Regions from separate parts of the Mus musculus genome. Here region 2 is linked to region 1. A link is a loop called in an ENCODE intact Hi-C map of the cell type or tissue named here. Cell type or tissue: left cerebral cortex. All regions are shown on one strand. Links, peaks and the distances in the headings refer to the core of each region. The heading gives the core; the rest is flanking DNA.

Region 1 (10,755 bases), core at 1,337-9,336:
TGCAGGTACCCTCTCCAGTCCACCATCAAGCCCATCAGAGCTCTGGGCCACCCACAAAGTATCAACAGGAGGTATGGGTTCCACCAGGATAGCACCCCCACCCTACCCCCTCGCCCCACCCCCACCCAACCTCAACAGCCACCAGGGCCACATGGGCCTGGCCACCTGAAAGCTCAGCCTTCCCCTCCTGCTGCCCAAAGTCCAGTAATGATGTCCCCAGATGGACAAACTATGACCCCAGTCAGCAGAGATGAAAGAGGCATGGTGGAAGAGCAGAGTGTTACGAACAGTTGGCTCAGCAAGGAATTTAGCCTTCCTGAACTCCACCATAGGAACCATGGATGAAGGAGCCCCCTTTCAGAGATTAATGTGAAGACCCAAATGAGTGTCTGAAGTGTGGAACACAGTGTCTGCCGGTGACGCCTCCATTCTTGGCACAGAGCGGGAGCTGAGTTCTGGGCTTCCTAGAGGGCAACTGAGGCTCTTGGAACTGGGATGGTCTGGAGTATCCGAGCACGCATCAGCAGAAGCAGGAGAAAGTGAAATGGAGAAAAAATGGCTGCCACTGGGCTCCAGGTTCCTGCCACTAGGTGGGCCTTTGCACACATTACCAACTCTGTAGTCGGGACTTATCAGAGTCTCTTATCTATCTTCCTTTGATGCTAGATTAGACCCTACCAAAACAAACAAACAAACAAAAAAACCCCAAAACAACAACAACAACAAACCTAGCTGCTCTGAGCTTGGAGAGAAAATGCCCAGAGCCTTGACTTTAAGGGGACTCAGGGGCTGGTCTTATTTGAGGAATCTCTTGTGATCTCTAGAAATGAGGTCTTGCCACTCTGTGTTGGAGTCTAAAATACCAAGCTTCTCAAAAACTGTGCATCACCAACGCGAAAGGCGTGTGACCCTATGTATAACTGAGCACAGATGGAAGACGGAGCAGGCATGCAAAAACCTGTGGCTCCCAGCACATGGGTTTCAAAGCCAGGTTCTTTTCCTTTCCTTTTTTTTTTTTTTTTTTTTTTCTTCCTTTCTTTCCTTTTTGGTCAGGGTCTCATGTAGTCTAGACTGACTTTAACCCTTCGTGTAGTTGAGGATGACCTTGGACTTCTGATAACCCTGCTTCAACCTCCCTGAGTACTGGGGTTATAAGCATGCACAACTATGTTTAGTTTATGCAGCGCTGGGGACCAAACCCTGGGCTGCATGCGAGCTAGGCAAGTGCTCTTACCAACAGGGCTCACCCACCGGAGCCCTCCACATTCCTACCACCCACCATGTTCAGGCCAACTCCCATGTCTCCAGCAACATGGGTGGAAGAAAACAGGATGCCCTGGAGAATGCGGCTGATTTGGAGCCTCAGTTTGTAAAGCTGGAAAACGGGGTTAACATAAGAAAACACTTCCAGCAAACGTATTTAACTGGTGCTTAACTAGTGAGGCCAGGCTGCAGCAGATCGTGTACGATAAACGGGAGTCTTGCTACTTATTATGGGAATTGTGATCATGGACTCCTCTGAGCGCCAAATGAGGGTAGGGGGCGCGCAAGGGGAGAGTGTACTTCGGCTGTCCCCTCCTCTGCCCGCAGCACAAACCTAGGAATCCCGACCCCATGAGAGGAAGTGATCTACCGGAGTCACCCGCGGGCAAGTGGACAGATGACCGCAACCCAGCTCCCCGGCTCCCCCCCTTCCAGCCCAGGTCGCCTGGACACCCCGGTCCTCGGCGAGACAGACGGCCAGGCACAGCTCCGCCGCCGCGTCCTCACCCTCTAGCTTGGCGTCATCCTTCGCCTGGACCAGAAGAAGCCAGGCCAACGGGGCCAGGAGCAGCAGGGACCGCATAGCGGAGTCTCGGGAACAACCCGCCGGCACTGAGACAGAAGCTGAACTGGAAACTTCGCGACGGGGCCGGCGGGCGCTGCCACGCACTGAGCCCGCCCCGGGGGCGGTGCCGCGCACGCCTCCGCCCGCCTCGGGGAAGGGTTTTCCTGCTTAGGCTTCTAGGTCCTCCAGACTTGGGGCAGGTCGTTGTGCCCCCTGGGTCCCGATGCCGGACCGTCCATGCTCTCCCTCCCCCGCTTCTCTCCAAGTGGGCGAGGAGGGCGAGGCCTTGATGTCTAGAAGAGGAGACTTAATATCATCTGCACCGCGATGGTGGGAATATATATATAAAGTCTAGCCCCAGCTCCCAAAAGAGAATCACTTAATTCAACTTTCCGCTCCCTGGAAGGAAATCAGAAAGTAGTCAAGGAAATTGCAGCGGTTAATTATGGGATGGATGTGTGTGTGTGTGGTGATGGTGGGGGGGGGGTATTAGATGGATGGATAAGTGGGTGTGTAAGTGGGTGAGTGAGTGGATGGTTGGATGGCGGTATAGGTGGATGGATGGGTAAGTGGCTGGCTGGCTGGATAGATGGATGATGGGGGGCCAGATGGATGGATGGGTGAGTGAGTGGATGGATGAATGAGGGCTAAGTGGATGGAGTGAAAATTTTCAGTGCCATTCACAGACAAAGTAAAAGAAGGTCAAAAGTTTCTGGAGCAAGGGTTCCTGGTCCAGATGTGAGCCAAGCACATCTACATTTAGACAAAATCTGTCAAGCCGTAGAAGAGAGCTCAAACAGGGACCCTGGAATCTCAGTCCCACAGATTAGATCCTAGGGCAGGGTTCGGGAGGGCGGGGGAGGAGGGGCTTGACGAAATCAGGGAGTTAGGGAGATTTGGTCTTTCACAAAGGAAACAGGCATCTACAGGATGCTAAGTGGGAAAGGTTTTCTCTTCAGTATGACTCATTGTTAAAGATAGATCCTCTGCCTAGCAGATAGGTCAAAACAAGGTTGGGTGGGGTAGGGTGGGGTCTGCCCAAATCCTAGCACTCAGGAGGTAGAAGAGCTCCATTGTCCAAAGCCAGCCTGAGCTGCACAGCCAGACTCAGTCAGAGAAGGGAGGAAGAAGGTGTCAAAGCGAGCTGGAATCCCAGCACTCAGGAGGCATAGCAGGATCAGGAGTTCAAGACATGCTCAGCCGTAGAGCTAGTGACCATATAGCTTGAGGCTAGTGTGGACTGTGTGAGACCTCAACAACACACACCCACCCCCAACACAGGAAACTTACAGACCAATGTTTGCAATGATTATTTCCAAGTTGTGGAATAAACATGTTCATAACTTATGCAGCGTTTCTAGGTCATATTATTGGGAATCGTTCTTCTTTTCTTGTTTCTCTTTTTCTTGAGAAAGATGTACAATACTTGTACAATTGAAGAACCACGTGTCCTTTCTGGGAAATAAGAACAGGCTGGAAAAATGGGCGTCCACCTCATTGTGCAGAGGTCAACTCACACTCTCACAGATGGTAGAAGAGAGGCCCAGGGCTATCCAGCAGCAAGCTCAAAGTCACAAGACCAACCAGAGGAAGCGACCTCAGCAGAATCTAGAACATTTGCTTCCTAGCAGGGACTTAGAGCCAGGAGCTGCTGCAGCTGGAGACAGGACTTGGCGCCAAGCATCCACCAGCATCCGCCGGGTGTTTTAGACCCAGAAGGTTGAGGACTGAGATCTCCAAACCCTTGGAGGAGGAAGTACAAGTGTAAATGGGGGAAGAACCAGCCAGCCTTGTTGGCTGGCTCGATTTTCAAAGCTCTTCCTCCAAGCTCACAACTGCCTTTCTCGTAAAGCTGTCACTTCTGTTTGCAAAACAAGAAACTAAGGCTCGAAGCAGTATCATCTGCCTGGCATCACACACCTGATGTGGGACCACAGTAAGGAAGCATCAGCCAGCTCCCAGCTAGAACTGCCTACAGCGATATACGCCAGATAGAAAACATTCCTGGGCAGTCATCAGAGTACAAATTAAAAGAGGGATCAGTTTTATAAACTGCCTGACCTTTCAAGAGGAAGAATTCACTCTTGTGAAGCCTGGCCTTACTCTTTTGGAACCTGTTTCCTGTTTGTTTCATCAAATTGCTAGAACTTGAGCCCAATCCAAGCTTCGTGTAGGGTGGCCTGTTTCTTTAAGCAAGAGGTGGTGGCTGCTGCCCAGATGTTGCCTCTAGTATTTCTAGTACGTGCTCCACGTGCAATGGACTGTTAAAGGCACAGGACTCCAATTTAATAGGAAACTGCTGGACAACTTCAGGATGGGAAGTTGTCCACACACAAACATGCATGCGGTTTCCTCCTGTCATCCATTAAAAAGTGGAGCTGGAGAGATGGTTCAGCAGTTAAGAGACTGGCAACTCACACGTGCCTGTAACTCCAGGGATCCCATACCATCTTCTGATTTGGACATACAACAATGTGCACATAGAGGCGTCAGCTCTCTCCTTCTACCACATAGGTCCTAGGTACAGAACTTAGGTCATCACACTTGCTGGCGAATGCTTTTACCTGCTGAGCCATCTTGCCATTAGATTTTTATTTTAACTTTAAGGTTCTGGGAAATCACTAGTGCTAGAGGAATATTCTGTTCTGAGCTAATAGTCTGCTAAAAAAAAAAGTGTGGTTGTTTTAGTTTGTTTTGAAATATGGTCTCACTGTGTAGACAGGCTAGCCTTGAACTTAGTAAAATCTACCTGCCCCTGCCTCTTGAAGAGTCAGATTAAAGATATGTGTACAACAACTGGCTAAAATGTGCTACTGAGCTCTGGGGTGTTTGTTTGCTTGCTTGCTTGCTTTAGTTTTTCTTTTTCTTTCTTTTTTTTTACACTGTAGCTGTCTTCAGACATTCCAGGAAACGGCATCAGATTTCATTACGGATCCCACCATGTGGTTGCTGGGATTTGAACTCAGGACCTTTGGAAGAGCAGTCGGTGCTCTTAACCGCTGAGCCATCTCACCAGCCCACTTTAGTTTTTCAAGACAGGGTTTCTCTGTGTAGTCCTGGCTGTCCTGGAACTCTGTAGACCAGGCTGGTCTCCAACTCCGAGAATTACCTGCCCTGCCTCTTAAATGCTAAGACTAACAGCATGTGCCACCACTGCTGGGCTCTTAGCATTCATTTTTGTGTGAAAATAAAAATGGGTAAAAAGCTGGACAAATGCCTTTGATTCTAGGGACTGGGGATGCTGAGAAAGGATCTTTTGGGCCTAGGAATTGTTTGAAGTCCAGTCTGGACAACAAAGGAAAGATTCTGTCTCAAAGATAAATAAAAATAAAAATCAAATCAAAACAGGACGAGCATTCTTCCAATGCGACACTGGCTTGCCACCTCAGCATACAGTTTTCTGTCTGCCTACAACCCACTAGAAGCCACCTTAAGTGACCGTTCAATTGTCAACTGTGAATTTGCAACAGCCCGTCTGGCTCTGGATTGCCCAGAATCCAAAGTGAAAACAATCGCCCACTGTCTACCTAGAATTCAAAGTGGAAACAACCACCCCACTGTCTGCTCCAGTGCTCCCAATGAATTCCGCCCCCCTCGCCCTTCCCCCCATATGGATGCTCCGGGTCTTGTCAAAGTATGAGATCTTAATGTTTCGCGTTATTTAATGAGTTAAAACTCAAGATTGACATCAAGAAAACTACTTGCTGTGTTCAAGAAACAGGCTGGATTTATGTCCCACTCTGGTGTACTCGCAGCCAGGCAGGTTTGAAACGCTGCCAACAAAATATTTCCTAGGAAATAATTTTTCAGTGGCTACCCTTCCTCCTCCTCTTCCTTCCCTCCTCCCTCCACTTCATTCCTCCCTGTCTCCTTCCCTTCTTTCTTTCCTTCCATTTACCCCCATGTCTTTTCTTCATTCAGTTAAATATAGTTTACAGAAACAGTACGTTCTTATTTTTTAACTTTAGGGCTGTTGAAACCATCAGCAGCAAACGAGGCGCAGCACATGTTGGGTTTGGCTTGCTCTCTGACTTTCTTTTCTTGCTCTCTTTTTTCCAACAAGCCGTTTGGACTCCTGCCCACACTCTTCCCTTCCCCACCCCGCCCCTCAGTCCAGGCCCCGCCCCCAAGGAGACCCCGCCCCCTCTCCAAATCCCGCCCCTGGCCGCTTTTCCACCTTGTCGCAAAAGACTCAGCGACGCCTTACGGCCGGTGGCGTTTGACGTCTAGGAGGCAACCAAGAAGAAGGAGGAAGCGGTGAAGGTGTCTGCTGGGGTGGCTGCGGCGGGCGTTGAGGAGGGCGCGGCGACGCGGCCCGGGGAGTGAGCGGCGGCGGCCGGGCGGGCAGGTTGGGCGGCGGGCCCGATGTGGCTGCAGCAGCGCCTGAAGGGGCTGCCGGGGCTGCTGTCGAGCAGCTGGGCCCGCCGCCTCCTCTGCCTGCTCGGCCTCTTGGTGCTGCTCCTGTGGTTCGCGAGCTCCGGGGCGCGGCGGGCGGCGGGCGGCCTGCACCTGCCGTCCTGGGCCCGCAGCGAGCCGGGCGCCGCCGAGCCGTCTGCCTGTCTGGAGGCGGCCACCCGCGCGTGGCGCGGCCTGCGTGATCGCGGCGAGGCGGTGCCGCTTGGCCCCGGGGTGCCAGCCCTGGTGGCCAACGGCTTCCTGGCTCTGGACGCCTCCAACAACCGGCTGTGGGTGACGCCCGGAGAGCGGGAGCCTGCCGTGACGCCGGACTTCGTGCCCTTCGTGCAGCTACGCCCGCTGAATGTGGTGGCCGAGGCTGGAGAGGCGGTGCTGCTTCTGCGGGAGGGCCTGCTGCGCCGAGTGCGCTGCCTGCAGCTGGGGACCCCGGGCTCGGGCCCTGCCGCTGGTGTCCCCGGGCCCGCCTCGGCCTCCGGGCTCTCCGCGGGGTCGGGCCGGGACTGCGTGCTACTGCAGGAGGACTTCCTGGCGCACCGAGGCCGACCCCACGTCTATCTGCAGCGCATCCAGCTCAACAATCCCACGGAGCGCGTGGCCGCGTTGCAGACTGTGGGGCCCACCGCAGGCCCAGTCCCCAAATCCTTCACCAGCACCCTGGAGAAGGTCGGAGATCACCAGTTTCTCCTCTACTCGGGCCGGTCCACACCCCTTCCATCGGGGCTGGTGCACTTGGTCGTGGTGACCTCTAAGAAGTTAGTGAACAGGCTCCAGGTGGCTCCCAAGACACAGCTGGACGAGACGGTGCTGTGGGTGGTGCACATCTCTGGTCCCATCCACCCCCAGGTGCTCAAAAGCAAAGGAGCCAAGGAGCTCAAGGCGCTGCAGGACTTAGCACGGAAGGAGATGCTGGAGCTGTTGGAGATGCCCGCCTCGGAGCTGCTTCAGGATCACCAGTACCTCTGGGCCCAGCTCTTCAGTCCCGGTGAGGCCTCGTTGCGGGCTTGGTGCCCAGCCACCACTTGACGTCCGTGTGCATACTGTCCACTTTAGTGGTGTCCCCCCATGCTCGGTGGTGGTCACACAGAGGGTTGCAACTTGGCCTTGATGTTCAACGGTTGGCTCTTCTTAAACACTTTGAAGCTATATGATCTTGGCTCTGTGGTCTTAGCTTTTTGAGCCATAACAGTAAGTTTTATAAGGTTTTAGTGGAGGTTTGAGTGTACACGTTCAGTTTTATTGTCTGTTCTTGGCCTTGAGGCCTGACCTGAGCTGGTGGAGGGGTTTGGTTTGTGAGGGGGAGAGAGTCAGTTTGTAAAGAAGAAACCATCAGGGAGATGCAGAGGCACTCTGTTTTGGCCACCGGAACTTGTTTCTGTCTGACTTCAGCTTCTGACATTTGAGACTAAGATTCACCTTGCCACTGTAGTGGCAGTGCTAATTAATGCCAGAATGCTGGAGACTTCCTCCAGTGCGTGAATGTGCAGGCAAAGCGAAAACTTTCTTAAAAAAAACAACAGCAAAAAACAAAAACCTCTTATTTATTCTTTGGAAATGAAAACCTTTCCTGTCAACTGTTTAAGAAAAGAAATACAATCCACAGTCAGTACTGAGTTTTGGTTTTCAGGGTTACAGTTACCATCACTCCCCTATGGTTGTGCAGAGAGAGTTTTGTTCAGTCAAGAGGTATCTCCCTGGCGGGGCAGTGGTGCCTTACGCCTTTAATCTCAGCACTTGGGAGGCAGAGGCAGTTGGAACACTGTCTCAAAAACAAAAAACAAAAAAAAAAAGTAGCTGTAGACCAGGCTGGCCTCAAACTCAGAAATCCACCTGCTTCTGCCTCCCAAGTGCTGGGTTTAAAGGCGTGCGCCACCACTGCCCGGCTGGCAAGCAAGTTTTATCCACGAAGTGCTTGCTTTAGTCTGGTTTGGGAGAAGACAGGAACATGAACATTTTAAGAGGGACAACTCTGGAAAGCTCTGTGAAGAACCTGGATTGTGTAGTACTGGCAAGGGTATGGGGTGGGAGGGCCACCCCTCTGCTCCCTGGTATAGAGACACTCAGTTAGGCCTGAGTGGCAAGAAGCAGCCAGTCATGTGACCAGAAAGAGGGCATTCAAGGCTGGAGACTGCCCTAAGCAGGTTAAGCCAGGTGCTGAGCAGGATCAGGGCGGTGTGAACTTGAAGCCTTGAGGAAGGACCAGGAGTTTATTCTGAGATGGGAGAATGGGAATGAGCAGAGTATACACTAAGGGGAAATAGGTACATAGACAGGGCAAGGGGGTCTTGGGAGCCCAAGGGCAGGAGGAGACATCCCAGTCATGACATGGACATAGAAGTGGTGGGTCTTGGTGTTTTGGAGGGAGGACTGTTAGGCAGTGGTTTGTCTGTGGGAAGCGAGACCTGGAGGGCAGCTCCCTGATTTGGGGTTGTGAACAGTTCACCCTAAGTCAGTTGTGCCTGTCAGATACCCAGGTGCAGATGCTGAGGGGGGTGATGAGCCCCATGAGTCTAGACTCATTTTAATAGGGGGCCATGTCACTTAAAGCCACAGTGCTGAACCAGGTTAGGGTGCTTTCAGGCTGTAATCTAGCACTCCAGGAGAGTGAGGCAGGAGGATGACATACATAGAGAGCCTGCCTCCAAAAAGAAAAAAATTGAATAAAATCAGATATTAAGATAGCTTTAATAGGAACTGGAGAGATAGCTCAGTGGTTAAGAGTACTTGTTGCTCTTCCACAGGATCTGGGTTTAATTCCCAACACGCTTGTGGTGGCCCACAATATACTATAACTCCAGTTTCAAGGGATCAAGGTCCAAGAGACCTGCACATAAATGATGCTTAGGCACATATGCATATATACAAACATAAGATAAATTATAAGCTATAGTTATTAGAGTGATAGAATAACCAGCCAGTATTGACTATAACACAGATGCTCTGTGATTGGGAGTTCTAGACCATAGGATTCACACCAAGTCCTGACAAGTGTATGGTGCTCTTGGTTCTGCCAGGAGGTCTGCCACACTCCTGTTAGAGTCCCTATTAGTTAACTCTACGTCACTGCAACAAAAGCGATTTGCTGAAGAAAGTTTATTTTGGCTTACAGTTCAAAGAGGGGCAACTCATCATGGTGGGAAAGACACAGTAGCAGAAGTAGGAGGTGGCTGGTTGGTCACACGGCTTCTGCAAGTCAGGAAGTCGGGAGAGATGAATGCTGGTACCTAGCTACAGTCTTGGATCTCAGTCCATGGTATAGGACAACCAATATTTACGGTGGCTCTTCCCGCTTCAGTCTAATGTAGAAAATCTTACGTAGACAGGCACGGATGCGTGTTTCTGTGGTGATTTAAGTCCTACCACATTCAATCAAGATGGGCCATCTCAGGAAGTAAGGACAGCTCTACCACACCCAGGGCACTGCTATCTTTTATTGCTGATCCAAAGCTCTACCTTCTGTAGCTCTCACCTTTGTTCCATCTCTTCTGCCTCCAGCCAGGCCTTCCTCCCTAACGTGCAACCTCTGGTATTACAGGTGTGGAGATGAAGAGGATCACGGATGCTCACACGCCATCTGGCCTGACCGTGAACCTGACCCTGTACTACATGCTCTCCTGCTCTCCAGCCCCACTGCTCAGCCCCTCTCTGAGCCACAGGGAACGCGAGCAGATGGAGGCAACGCTCAACTATGAAGACCACTGCTTCAGTGGCCATGCCACCATGCATGCCGAGAACCTGTGGCCTGGCCAGCTCTCCTCAGTGCAGCAGATCCTGCAGCTGGCTGACCTGTGGAAGTTGACCCTCCAGAAGCGCGGCTGCAAGGGGCTGGTGAAGGTTGGCGCTCCGGGCATCCTGCAAGGCATGGTGCTCAGCTTCGGCGGGCTACAGTTCACAGAAAACCACCTGCAGTTCCAGGCCGACCCCGAGGTGCTCCACAACAGCTATGCGCTTCACGGCATCCGCTACAAGAACGACCACATCAACCTGGCTGTGCTGGTGGACGCTGAGGGCAAGCCCTACCTGCATGTGTCTTTGGAGTCCCGAGGCCAACCCGTCAAGATCTACGCCTGTGAGGCAGGCTGCCTCCATGACCCCGTAGAGCTGACCTCAGAGCCTGGAGGCCACACCTTCTCTGTCATGGTGACCCAGCCCATCACACCACTGTTGTACATCTCCACCGACCTCACACATCTGCAGGACCTGCGGCACACGCTGCACCTTAAGGCCATCCTGGCCCACGATGAGCACATGGCCCAGCAGGATCCCGGCCTGCCCTTCCTCTTCTGGTTCAGTGTGGCCTCCCTCATCACCCTCTTCCACCTCTTCCTCTTTAAACTCATCTATAATGAGTACTGTGGGCCTGGAGCCAAGCCCCTCTTCAGGAGCAAGGTAGGTTACCTCGATTCCTGAAGCCCCAAGCCGTTCTGTCCAAAAACGGTAGCCTGGCCAGGGGAAGGTCTAGGCAGTAATGAGAAATCCTTCCAAGTCCGTGCCCTCAATGTCATTTTCCATTA
Region 2 (10,755 bases), core at 1,933-9,932, 99 kb after region 1:
GTCAAGAGTAACTACTTTCTAGGAACAAACTAGGAAAATGAAAATACTCAATCTGTTGATCTCTTTTTGTGTTTTAAAGAAAAACGGGCCATCACTGGAAAGAGAGGCCCATTGGACACGCAAACTTTATATGCCCCAGTACAGGGGAACGCCAGGGCCAAAAAATGGGAATAGGTGGGTAGGGAAGTGGGGGGGAGGGTATAGGGGACTTTTGGGACAGCATTGGAAATGTAACTGAGGAAAATACGTAATAAATAAATTAATTAATTAAAAAAAAAGAAAAACGAGAAAGGGTACTTATTAGTCACATGACAACGAGCTGTTGAGACTTCTTCAGTCTAAGAGACTAAGAGCTGTGGGCTCCTTATTATCTGTGGTCTCCAATTCCTCCAGGCAAGGGTCCTTGATGCATCAGTAATAGTACACACTCTAGACTATGGGAATAAAAAGAATTGAAGGAGTGTGCCACCTCACAAGGCTCTTATCTAGCTTTAAGAATTGTTTTTCAGGCTGGGTGTGGTGGCACACACGCCTTTAATCCCAGACAGAGGCAGGGAGATTTCTGAGTTCAAGGACACCCTGGTCTACAAAGTGAGTTCCAGGACAGCCAGGGCTACACAGAGAGACCCTGTCTCAAAAACAAAACAACAACAAATAAAAACCCACAAACAAACAAACAAAAGAATTGTTTTTCAGGCTGGCGAGATGGCTCAGCGGGTAAGAGCACTGACTGCTCTTCCGAAGGTCCTAAATTCAAATCCCACATGGTGACCTCCCGTAATGAGATCTGACACAGAGCTACAGTGTACCTGTTTATAATAATAAATAAATCTTTGGGCTGGAGAGAACAGGGACTGAGTGAGCGGGGCCAACTGGAGCAAGCAGGGCCGGCTGGAACGAGCAGAGGTCCTAAAAGTCACTTCCCAACAACCACATGAAGGCTCACAACCATCTGTACAGCTACAGTGCACTCACATACATAAAATAAATAAATAAATCTTAAAAAAGAAAGAATTGTTTTTCTAATTTCTTAAAAGTGCGTGTTTTCTTTTTTTCCCATTACCCGAGAACCAACTCTTTCAGAGGCCTAGATCTCCAGAGTATGAAGAAGGCCTTCTGCACGCTATTGTAATGCTATTGTAATGACTAGGCTGAGGGCTGCTATTGTAATGCTATTGTAATGACTAGGCTCAGCGCTGCAACCCTAAAGAGTCAGGATGTGGTTGGCCGCCACAGACACTGATTAGAAAGTTCAGTTTTCACCCAGGCATATGCCTATTACACAGCACTCAGAAGGACCTTGAGTTTAAGGCCAGCCTGGGCTACACAGCAAGACTCACAATCTTTTGCTTAGTCTTCTATTTTTCTCCCTATCCTTCCTCCTTCCTTTGTTGTTCTGGGATCAAACCCAGGACCCTACACATGCTAGAAAAGTGCCCTGCCACTGAGATATAGTCCTAGACCCTGGGACACTGTGTCTCAAACAGAAAAAGGAAAGGAGGGGAGAGAAATTTACTTGTAACCTCTGACCTCTGAGAAGAGAGACAGAAGCCGGGCGTGGTGGCGCATGCCTTTAATCCCAGCACTCGGGAGGCAGAGGTAGGCGAATTTTTGAGTTTGAGGCCAGCCTGGTCTACAGAGTGAGTTTCAGGACAGCCAGGGCTACACAGAAAAAAACCTTGTCTCAAAAAACCAAATTAAAATAAAATAAAATAAAATAAAGAAGAGAGGCAGAAGACTAAGCTGCTCACCAATGGCAAAGGATGCCATCAGTCACACCTACATAACAAAGCCTCTAAGGAGCTGAGAGGACTAGGTCCCAAGAGCAGGAGGATACTGGAAGGATGGCCCCCCCAGGAGATCAGGAAAGCTCCCACAAACCTTACCTGCACACCTCTATCTGCCTGTACAGCTATACCCTTTAGTAAATGCATTAATAAACTGGGTACCCAAAATCATGTTTTCCTGAGTGCTATGAATGGCTCTACCAATCTAATCAGACTGGGGTGGCACGACAACCCAGTCTTTCTTTCTTTCTTTCTTTTTTATTTTTATTGTTTTGGTTCTTCAAGGCAGGGTCTTACTACGTAGCTTTGGCTGTTCTGAAACTCACTACATAGACCAAGCTGGCCTCAAACTCAGAGATCTGCCTGTCTCTGTCTCCCAAGTGCTTTGATTAAAGGTGTGTGCAACCACAGCCAGCTTCCTACCACTTTCGGCAGGCAAATGCAGCCCCCAACCTGGGGATCTGTTGCTGCCTCCAAATAACCAGTGTCTGCTGGAGATCTTCTTGGGGTGTGGGCAAAGAAGCCTCCTGCAGCTGGAGTCAAAAATGGGGTACAGGGTAAGGTGAGAGGGAGAGGAAGTTCTTTCTCTGAAGCCTCTGTCTACCTAAGGTCAGGATTTGCCACAGGACAGTCAAATGCTGGGAATCCCTCTCCAGACTTCCTGTCAACAGGGGCAGATAATGGAGACAGAATCACAAGGCAGGACAGAGATCTAGCAGCCAGCCCAAACTGTCCCAGCAACTATCTGTTCTTTAAACCCAGTCACCTGTCTACCCTAACATCCATGTAAAATCAAATAGAGATAACTCTATTTTAAATGTCAAAATTTTAAAAAATGAAAACCAAGCTCTCTCTTCTGAAGTTGCCTATACCTATCTGCCTGAGAAGAATGCTATCCTATCTCTCTCTCCTGCTGTGCCTGGCTCTCAGGTATGTACCCGCCTCTCTGTCTTAATCCAGCCATGGCAAGTTTATTCCCCCACCCACCCACAGGGAGAGATGGGAATGGCCTTTGTCCCACACCAGGGCTCCACAAACAAGTTTCAGCTATCCAGAAGAAGCAAATCTACAGAGGCAGAGGATTAAGGGCCACCTACACTGGGTGTGCCCCTAATACGGATATACGGCTGTACTGGAGGCCATCTAGGGGTACACAGAGTGACCATGTCTTAAAAAAAAAGAAAAAGAAGGGGCTGGTGAGATGGCTCAGTGGGTAAGAGCACCCGACTGCTCTTCCGAAGGTCCGAAGTTCAAATCCCAGCAACCACATGGTGGCTCACAGCCACCCGTAATGAGATCTGATGCCCTCTTCTGGTGCTGTCTGAAGACAGCTACAGTGTACTTACATATAATAGATAGATAGATAGATAAATAAATAAATAAATAAATAAATAAATAAATAAATAAATAAGAAAAAGAAAAAGCTGACTCGATGGCTCAGTGAGCAAAACCATAGACCCACAACCTGAGTTCCATTCCCAGAACCCAAGTAAAGATCAGAAAACTAACTCCACAGACCTCCACATGTGACCCCTTAACAATAACAACAGATTTTAGCCGGGCGTGGTGGCACAGGCCTTTAATCCCAAGCACTCGGGAGGCAGAGGCAGGCAGATTTCTGAGTTCAAGGCCAGCCTGGTCTAAAGAGTGAGTTCCAGGATAGCCAAGGCTATACAGAGAAACCCTGTCTTGAAAAACAAAAACAAACAAACAAACAAAAAAACCCAACAGATTTTATTTTTATATGCACAAGTGTTTTGCCTGCATGTATATATGTGTACCACATGCATAACTATTTCCCACAAAGGCCAGAAAGGGACACTGAATATCCTAAAATCGAATACAGATGGAATTGAACCCAGGACCCCGGGAAAAGCAATCAGTGCTTTTAACAACTGAGCCATCTTTCCAGCCCCTAACAATAAGTTTTAAAATTAAAAAAGAAAAATGTCATCCCCCTCCCCCCCATCCCAAATAAATACAAAAAGCTGCTCAGAGGGCTGGCCCTTAGATGTACGCTGAGCAGACTTCCCTGATTAGTGTCTGAATGAATTTGCTCTTATGAACATAAAACAGTTGGGGCGTGGTGGCACACACTTTTAATCCTAGCTCTTGGGAGGCAGAGGCAGGTGGATTTCTGAGTTTGAGGCCAGCCTGGTCTACAGAGTGAATTCCAGAACAGCCAGGGATACACAGAGAAACCCTGTCTCAAAAAGAAAAAATAAATAAATAAACAAAACAGCATAAAACAAACAGCTTCCCACAAACTTGTATGTGGAGATGGCTAAATGGGAAACATTAAAGATTTGAGTGTAAAATCACTAATCCATAAAAAAATTCACATGAGGGGCTGTCGAGATGGCTCAGTGGTTAAGAGCGCCGACTGCTCTTCTGAAGGTCCCTAGTTCAAATCCCAGCAACCACATGGTGGCTCACAACCATCTGTAACGAAATCTGATGCCCTCTTCTGGAGTGTCTGAAGACAGCTACAGTGTACTTACATATAATAAATAAATAAATCTAAAAAAAAAAAAAAATTCACATGAACATTCTATCAGCCTAAGGCAAGCGAGCTACAAATGGGTGTGACAGAGTTACTCAAAAGGTTGGATAGGGAAACAAAAATGTTGGATAGGGAGGCTGGAGAGATGGCTCAGCAGTTAAGAGCACTGACTGCTCTTGCAGAGGTCCTGAGTTCAACTCCCAGCAACCACATGGTGGCTTATGACCATCTGTAATAGGAATCCGTGTCCGAAGACAGCTACAGTATACTCATATACATTAATTAAATAAATAAATCTTTTTCAAAAAATAAGAGGTTGGGATAGGATTGATGGAGCAGCCTTTGTGAGTCTCCAGAAGAGCTCTTCCCATCTCAGCCTCCCAAGTCCAGTGGCAAACTAAAAGGAACCACAACATGTGGCCCCACACTCTTCAAAGTTTCATATCTGAAACTGGAAACTATAATCCAGAATAGGGCAGAAGAGAGAGAGGCAAGGTCTCCTCACAGCTCACGAGAGAGACTGTTTTGAGCACTCACAGGGAAGAGCTTCGACCCTGGGTCCCTGGAAGGTTTAATGGCAAACACGCTCTATATCCAGGCAGAACTGGAATGCATCACCACCAGACTGTGGGACCAGGTTAAGGACTTGCTAGGCAGTCATCTCCCCCATTCCCTGAGGCAGAGGGTCAAAGAGCATCTCTGGTTGGAGGCCTGAAGCACTCAGTCCTCTCACTACACCAGTTACCCAGGACAGCATCTGGAACACCTCACCTCATAGTCTTTCCTTGGAAGAATCTCATCCTCTTCTTCCTGTGTCTCCCCAAGGATGGTCTAGAAAAACAGATTCACAGAATGGAGATCTTTTAATGGGTTAAGGGTACAAGGAGGGTAGTATTATTAAAATCGAAATTAGCTAGAGCCATCTTCAAAGAGGAACAATGTTTCAAAACCATGAGCTCTACATTTCTATTGATCGGCGAATTCTTTAAATCGTAATGCTCACCTTCAGGACACCTGAAAGATGTCTGATGGCAGCTTCGTTGGAGGAGAAAATTCGTGTTTCATTTGACAATAGACTGACTACGGAATCGGGGGGAATGAATCAATTCTGAGAACACAACTCAAGTTTTCCCAGCTTGCTTTGCACGGGGAAGCTGGATCACCAGTGACCCAGAAAGAGTGAAGGGTAGAGAATAAGAACAGGCCAGAGAAACTACACCAACGGCATGGGCGTCACGTCCCGCGCAAGGGCTCATTCTACAATGCTTGCTTCGTTCAAAACTCAAAGAGAATATGGACGGCATTAATTCAAGCTGGCCGAGGCCCTCCCTCGGAGTCCAGAGAGAGGTTATAGAACAGAACTCTGGCTGGGGCACGCGGAGGTAAGCTGGATGCTTCCCGAGCCCAGGCAGCGGTCTCCGGGCCCCACCCGCTGCCACCTGCAGGCGCGGTCCGGCGCGGCCCCACCCCCGGCAACGCCTCTTGTCATCCTGTCATCCCTCCGTAGCCACCCCTTCCCCAGCCAGGCAGCCGCTCACCAGCTCCTCGGGGGTGCGGCTCTCCCGTTCACCGCAGCAGCAACACCACCGGCAGCAGCAGCACACGGACCCCCTGCACCCCGCCATCTTCCTCCTTTGCTGCCGCTCCGGACCACCTAGGCCAACCCCCCTCCCACCCAGGATCCGCGCCTCACGTGACTGGCCCCGGGAGGGTCACGTGGCCCTCTCGAGCTCTGGGTCCGGAGACAGGGAGTGGCTGCAGACGGGTGGGGCGAGGGCTCGCGTCACATGACGCAGTACTTGGCTGGCTTCCCCTGAGACCTCTGGGCGCGGCCATGTTGGGGCGGGACTTCCGGCCGTCGTCTCGTCTCGTAGATGTGGCTTCCGCCTGCCGCTCGTCCTGTTTCCCTTAGCAACCGACAGCTCCGCCCCGCCTTCTTCGCCAGCCCTAGGGAGGTGGCACCCTCGCCGCCACCGATCTGACGCAAGAGGTAACGCAAAAGGCTTGGGACGCTGCGGATAGATTCGCAGAGTCGGGAACACACCACCGCAAGCTAGACCTGTGGGCAGGCGGTTAGGTGCTGGCCGGCCCTTTGCACGTGAAGGCTCCTTAGGGCCTATGAATACTCATGGAGGCTGTCACCCCAGCCCCACTACCTGCAGGAAGGTATCTCAAAGTTAAAGGAATCCTGGATCTGGGGCAGTGATCCAGACCCTGCAGCCTTCTGGGACCCGCATCCCCGCCACGGCCTGTGACCCATTGACCAGGTGACCCGATTACCATCCCTCAGGCCATGGTGGCTGCCTGCCATAGTGTCTGTCTGTCTAGCTCTCTCGCTCGCTCTCTGGGATTTTGTTTGGTTTGGTTTGGTTTTCGCGACAGATTCTCTGTGTAGCCCTAGCTGTTCTGAAACTCTCTGTAGATCAGGCCTCGAACTCCGAGATCCATTGCCTCCTGCGAGCTGAGATTAAATATGTGCGTTGTCATGCCTGGTTGCCATAGTCTCTTAAACCCATCTCCCTGACAGCATCTGGAAAGGAAGAGTGGACCGACCATTAGTTTCAACGCCCAGGTGTCCATAGCATCCTGCAGTTCACATGCATCTATCACAACTCTTCCGGGAGTGGTGGGCTCAGTGTTTGTCAGTCTTATTTAAATGATCAGTAGGTGGCAGCGAGGCATTTTGAGATTGGTGTGGAGGTCTTGGCAGTTTTGAGCCCAGTGAGTACTGCCTGTTTTACTACTCTGCCAGGCACTGGCGATGCCACGCCTGAGACTGGTCTTTCTGGTCCAGTCACAGGCAGGGGACTGGACAGTAGAAGGGTAAACAAATTTGTCGGTTCACAGGCTCATCCTTGTGTGATTTGGGAGCTCAACTAATAATGGATAGGGGGTGGGAACTGTTAGAAATGCTTAAACCGAGCCGGGTGTGATGGCGCACGCCTTTAATCCCAACACTCAGGAGGCAGAGGCAGGCGGATTTCTGAGTTTGAGGCCAGCCTGGTCTACAAAGTGAGTTCCAAGACATCCAGGGCTCTACAGAAAAACCCTGTCTCGAAAAACCAGAAAAAAAAACAAAAATGCTTAAACCTTGGAGCGGTTTGCTGTGCCTGAGTCAGCTCCTCCGGTTTTGTTCCAGCAGTGAAAACGAGGCATTTCCCTTGGGTGGAGGAGGAAGGCCTTTGAAGGCCTTTCTCACTCTCCATGAGAACCTGGCAGTTTTAGGTCAGAACAGAAGTGGGACAGATAGATTGGGAGTAACACTGGCACTAAGTCTGGAGTCCAGGAGGGGAAAGAGCAATGGATTTCTTCCGATTCTTGAAGCTGAGACCCAAAATGGTACACTGACTTAAGAGGTGGAAGTTTCTGGAAAGAAACAAACCTGACCTGGTTTCTCTGTTGCTCCACGTCACCACACAGATAGCCACTACTGTGCTGGCCCACTGCTGTGCAGTGGTAGTGTTTGCTTCTTTTCCAGACTAGACTGCAGTATGGCCCTGTGCCCTGTTGGAAGGGCGTATGTGGTAGACTGTGGTCACTGATCCTTTTGACTTAATTGGCGTGTTTAGGGAGAGCTGCTACCAGGGCAGGCACAGATGGAACAACCTTTGTTCAGAGTTGGACATAAATCCATCCCTACCCTCGGTGACTTCAGTCCACCTGCCTCTGCAGCCCAGCCCGTGGCAAGTTCTAGCTCACAACACAACAGTCTTTTTGAAGTAGTGTGATCTCAGGAGATCTGGCTGCTTGGCCATGCTGCAGAAAGCCTATATAACACGTTCCAGGCGAAGCCAGCCACAGTGAGCTGTTCTTTCTTTGGTGGGGGAAATCTAGTGATCCTGAATGGCTAATAGCTAATCTCTAACCCCTGCCTGCCCACTCCTCCCCTCCCCCACTCATCTTCCTCCTTTGACTTGCGCCTGAGCCTTCTCCAGCCGGGAAACCTTACTCCCGCCCCTTTGCGTGGCCCCAGCTTCAGCTCGGGGCTCTTTGTCACAGCTCCGCCCAGTTGGGCACACCCTCCAGGAAAGGTTCCTTCCCCACTCACTCTGGGTCTGAGCAGATCGGGATGAACCATCAAAAAGCCAAGGTCCTCCCAGCTGGGCACTGTTATCCATCCCTGGGGATGTGGGCCTCAGAGGCTGGCTGCGTGAGGCTTTCTGTGCCACCCTCTATCAGGTAGCTGTCGCCTACGATCCGATCTGTGAGCTGAAGGACCCAAGAGCCGCTCAGTGGGAGGTGGTCATACAAAGAGGCAGACGACAGCAGGGGCGTGGGGGGGAGGGCAAAGCTCTTGGAGCCTCTGGGTAGGAGCTGCAAGACTCTCACCCGTGCTGACTGATGAAGCAGTGACTGCCACCGGAGCCGCCTGCTCAGGTGTTGGGTGTGCATGGGGTTTGGCTACCAGCCCTCTAATACCCCCGGCCCCCACCCTCTACAGCAGGAATCCAGCCATGGTGAACGAGGCCAGAGGAAGTGGCAGTCCCAACCCGCGATCTGAGGGCAGCAGCAGTGGCAGCGAGAGTTCCAAGGACAGTTCAAGATGTTCCACCCCCAGCCTGGACCCAGAGCGGCACGAGAGACTCCGGGAGAAGATGAGGCGCAGAATGGACTCTGGTGACAAGTGGTTCTCCCTGGAGTTCTTCCCCCCTCGAACTGCTGAGGGAGCTGTTAACCTCATCTCCAGGTGAGTAGGGAGGTTAATCGCGGGGGTCGGCAGGCTCAGGGGAGCGTGAGCTGCCCTTTAACCCGGCAGGAAAAGGCTCTGGGGAGGGAGGGGAGGCAGGAAGAAGCAGAGGCGAGACAGGGAGTTTAGTCTGTGACTTATAACTTCTTGTCTGTGAAAGTCCCTCTGAAGCAGCATTAGATAAGTTTGGACGAACTCTCAGTGAGCCAAAAATGTTCATTTTTCAGGCTGCATTCTTTGGCAGAGCTTGGGGCTGGCTCATGAGGAGCTTAGGAAGTCAACAAACCGCAATTCAGGGAATGTGTTGAGCTAGCTGGACACAGAGAGAGTGCTTTTCCAAATCAGGAAACACCACATGTTTTGTGATAGCACTTTCTGAATTCCAGTTCCTTTTCTTCAAGTCAGAGAGTGATTTGTAGACCACAAGACCCCTGGGCTACGTCCTGCAGCATCACAAAAATGAGAGAAAGGAAAGTCAGGCACACTGGTATCCTTAATACCAACACTCAGAGGCAGGAGGATAAATAACTGTGAGTTCAAAGCCAGCCTAAGCTACCTAGAATCCAGGCCAGCCAGCCAGGGTTATGTAACGATGCCCTATCTTTAAAAGAGGGAGGAGTGTAGCTGAATTGATGGAGTAAATAGCTTGTCAGAAATCTTAAATTTGATTCCTAGCACTGCATAGACAGGGTGTGGGAACATGACTGCAATCCCAGCACTCAGGAGGCAAAAGCAAGCAGATCTGAGGTCAAGGATAGCCTGGTAGAGAGCCAGGCATGGTGGCACACACCTTTATTCCAGCACTTAATAGGCAGAGGCAGGCAGATCTGTGAGTCTGAGCTCAGCCTGGCCTACATAGTGAGTTCTAGGACAGCCAGGGCTACATAGTGGGACCCTTGTCTTGAAAACAAACAGCAAACAAAGAAATACTCAGCTACATAGGGAGTTTGAGGTCAGTCTGGACTACACGAGACCCTGTCTCAGAAACAACCACAAACATTAATGCCTTTTAATCCGTATTTGTCACATGCTGTTTTCTGGGTCCTGAAATCAAGACCCTGATGTTTAAACACACCATTATAGCTTTAACAGTGCTGATGCCCACAAAAGCTTTTGAATCTAGTTCAGGAACTGAGCCTTCCTCGGCAGGACTCTTGGCTGATGCAAAGAGGCCATGGTGGCAACACAAGAGTCTGTTGATTTCTCTCTGCCTTCCCTAAAGTGAGGCTCTCTGCCCACCCACTACTGAGATTCCTGAACCCTCAGCTGTCAAGACTCTTAAAAAGCTAGTGTGTTCCACTCTGAGAAGCGCAGAATGCTGTTCACACAAAATAGTGACATTGTTATACATCAGTGTGATAACCATTGAGGCACTCACTGAGCCCGGGCCCTGCTCTGAGGAGGCTGCACAGCCATCTGACCCAGAACCCTGATGGCTGTCCAGTAGGTACTGTCACCTGCCACACCTGACAAAGAATCTGCGGCTCCATGCATTACTAGGTCATGTGCCTGGGAAGTACTGCTCTGATACCAACTTGCCTTCTCTGAGCTCCTATTTACCCCAGGAGCCTACTTAAGGAGGAAATCCCCTACAGGTTTGACCGGATGGCAGCAGGGGGCCCCCTCTTCGTAGATGTTACCTGGCACCCAGCTGGAGACCCTGGCTCAGACAAGGAGACCTCCTCCATGATGATCGCCAGCACAGCAGTAAACTACTGCGGCTTGGAAACCATCCTGCATATGACCTGCTGCCAGCAGCGCCCGGAGGAGATCACAGG

The links. A loop is a pair of places that touch in the nucleus more often than their neighbours do. Peaks named below come from ENCODE experiments on the same cell type or tissue, not always from the same donor. Only the 100,000 strongest peaks of a DNase experiment are listed, where the experiment ranks them.
Region 2: it touches region 1 in a loop (8-fold over the local background); 2 of 42 quality-filtered maps call a loop at or near these places.

What each region holds. Positions count from the first base shown.
Region 1 is chr4:147,934,832-147,945,586 of GRCm38, forward strand. It overlaps Plod1 (procollagen-lysine, 2-oxoglutarate 5-dioxygenase 1), which reads right to left and starts at 1,945. Exons shown (of 19, transcript NM_011122.3): 1 at 1,771-1,945. The coding sequence starts at 1,846. It overlaps 2510039O18Rik (RIKEN cDNA 2510039O18 gene), which reads left to right and starts at 6,064. Exons shown (of 3, transcript NM_029841.3): 1 at 6,064-7,226; 2 at 9,777-10,630. The coding sequence starts at 6,194. In left cerebral cortex, for the core only: no CTCF peak of the experiment used is centred there; DNase peaks (open chromatin) are centred at 1,934, 3,491, 3,977, 5,377 and 1 more place; H3K4me3 peaks cover 3,321 bases; H3K27ac peaks cover 2,869 bases.
Region 2 is chr4:148,032,853-148,043,607 of GRCm38, forward strand. Clcn6 (chloride channel, voltage-sensitive 6) reads right to left here and starts at 5,961. Exons shown (of 23, transcript NM_011929.3): 1 at 5,829-5,961; 2 at 5,062-5,121. The coding sequence starts at 5,915. Mthfr (methylenetetrahydrofolate reductase) reads left to right here and starts at 6,225. Exons shown (of 12, transcript NM_010840.3): 1 at 6,225-6,280; 2 at 8,732-8,977; 3 at 10,573-10,755. The coding sequence starts at 8,745. RefSeq lists promoters at 5,675-6,313, 6,124-6,313, 6,566-8,359, 8,086-8,359. In left cerebral cortex, for the core only: CTCF peaks have their summits at 5,725 (motif pointing left) and 6,945 (motif pointing right); DNase peaks (open chromatin) are centred at 6,138, 7,014, 7,392, 7,723 and 4 more places; H3K4me3 peaks cover 5,216 bases; H3K27ac peaks cover 4,751 bases.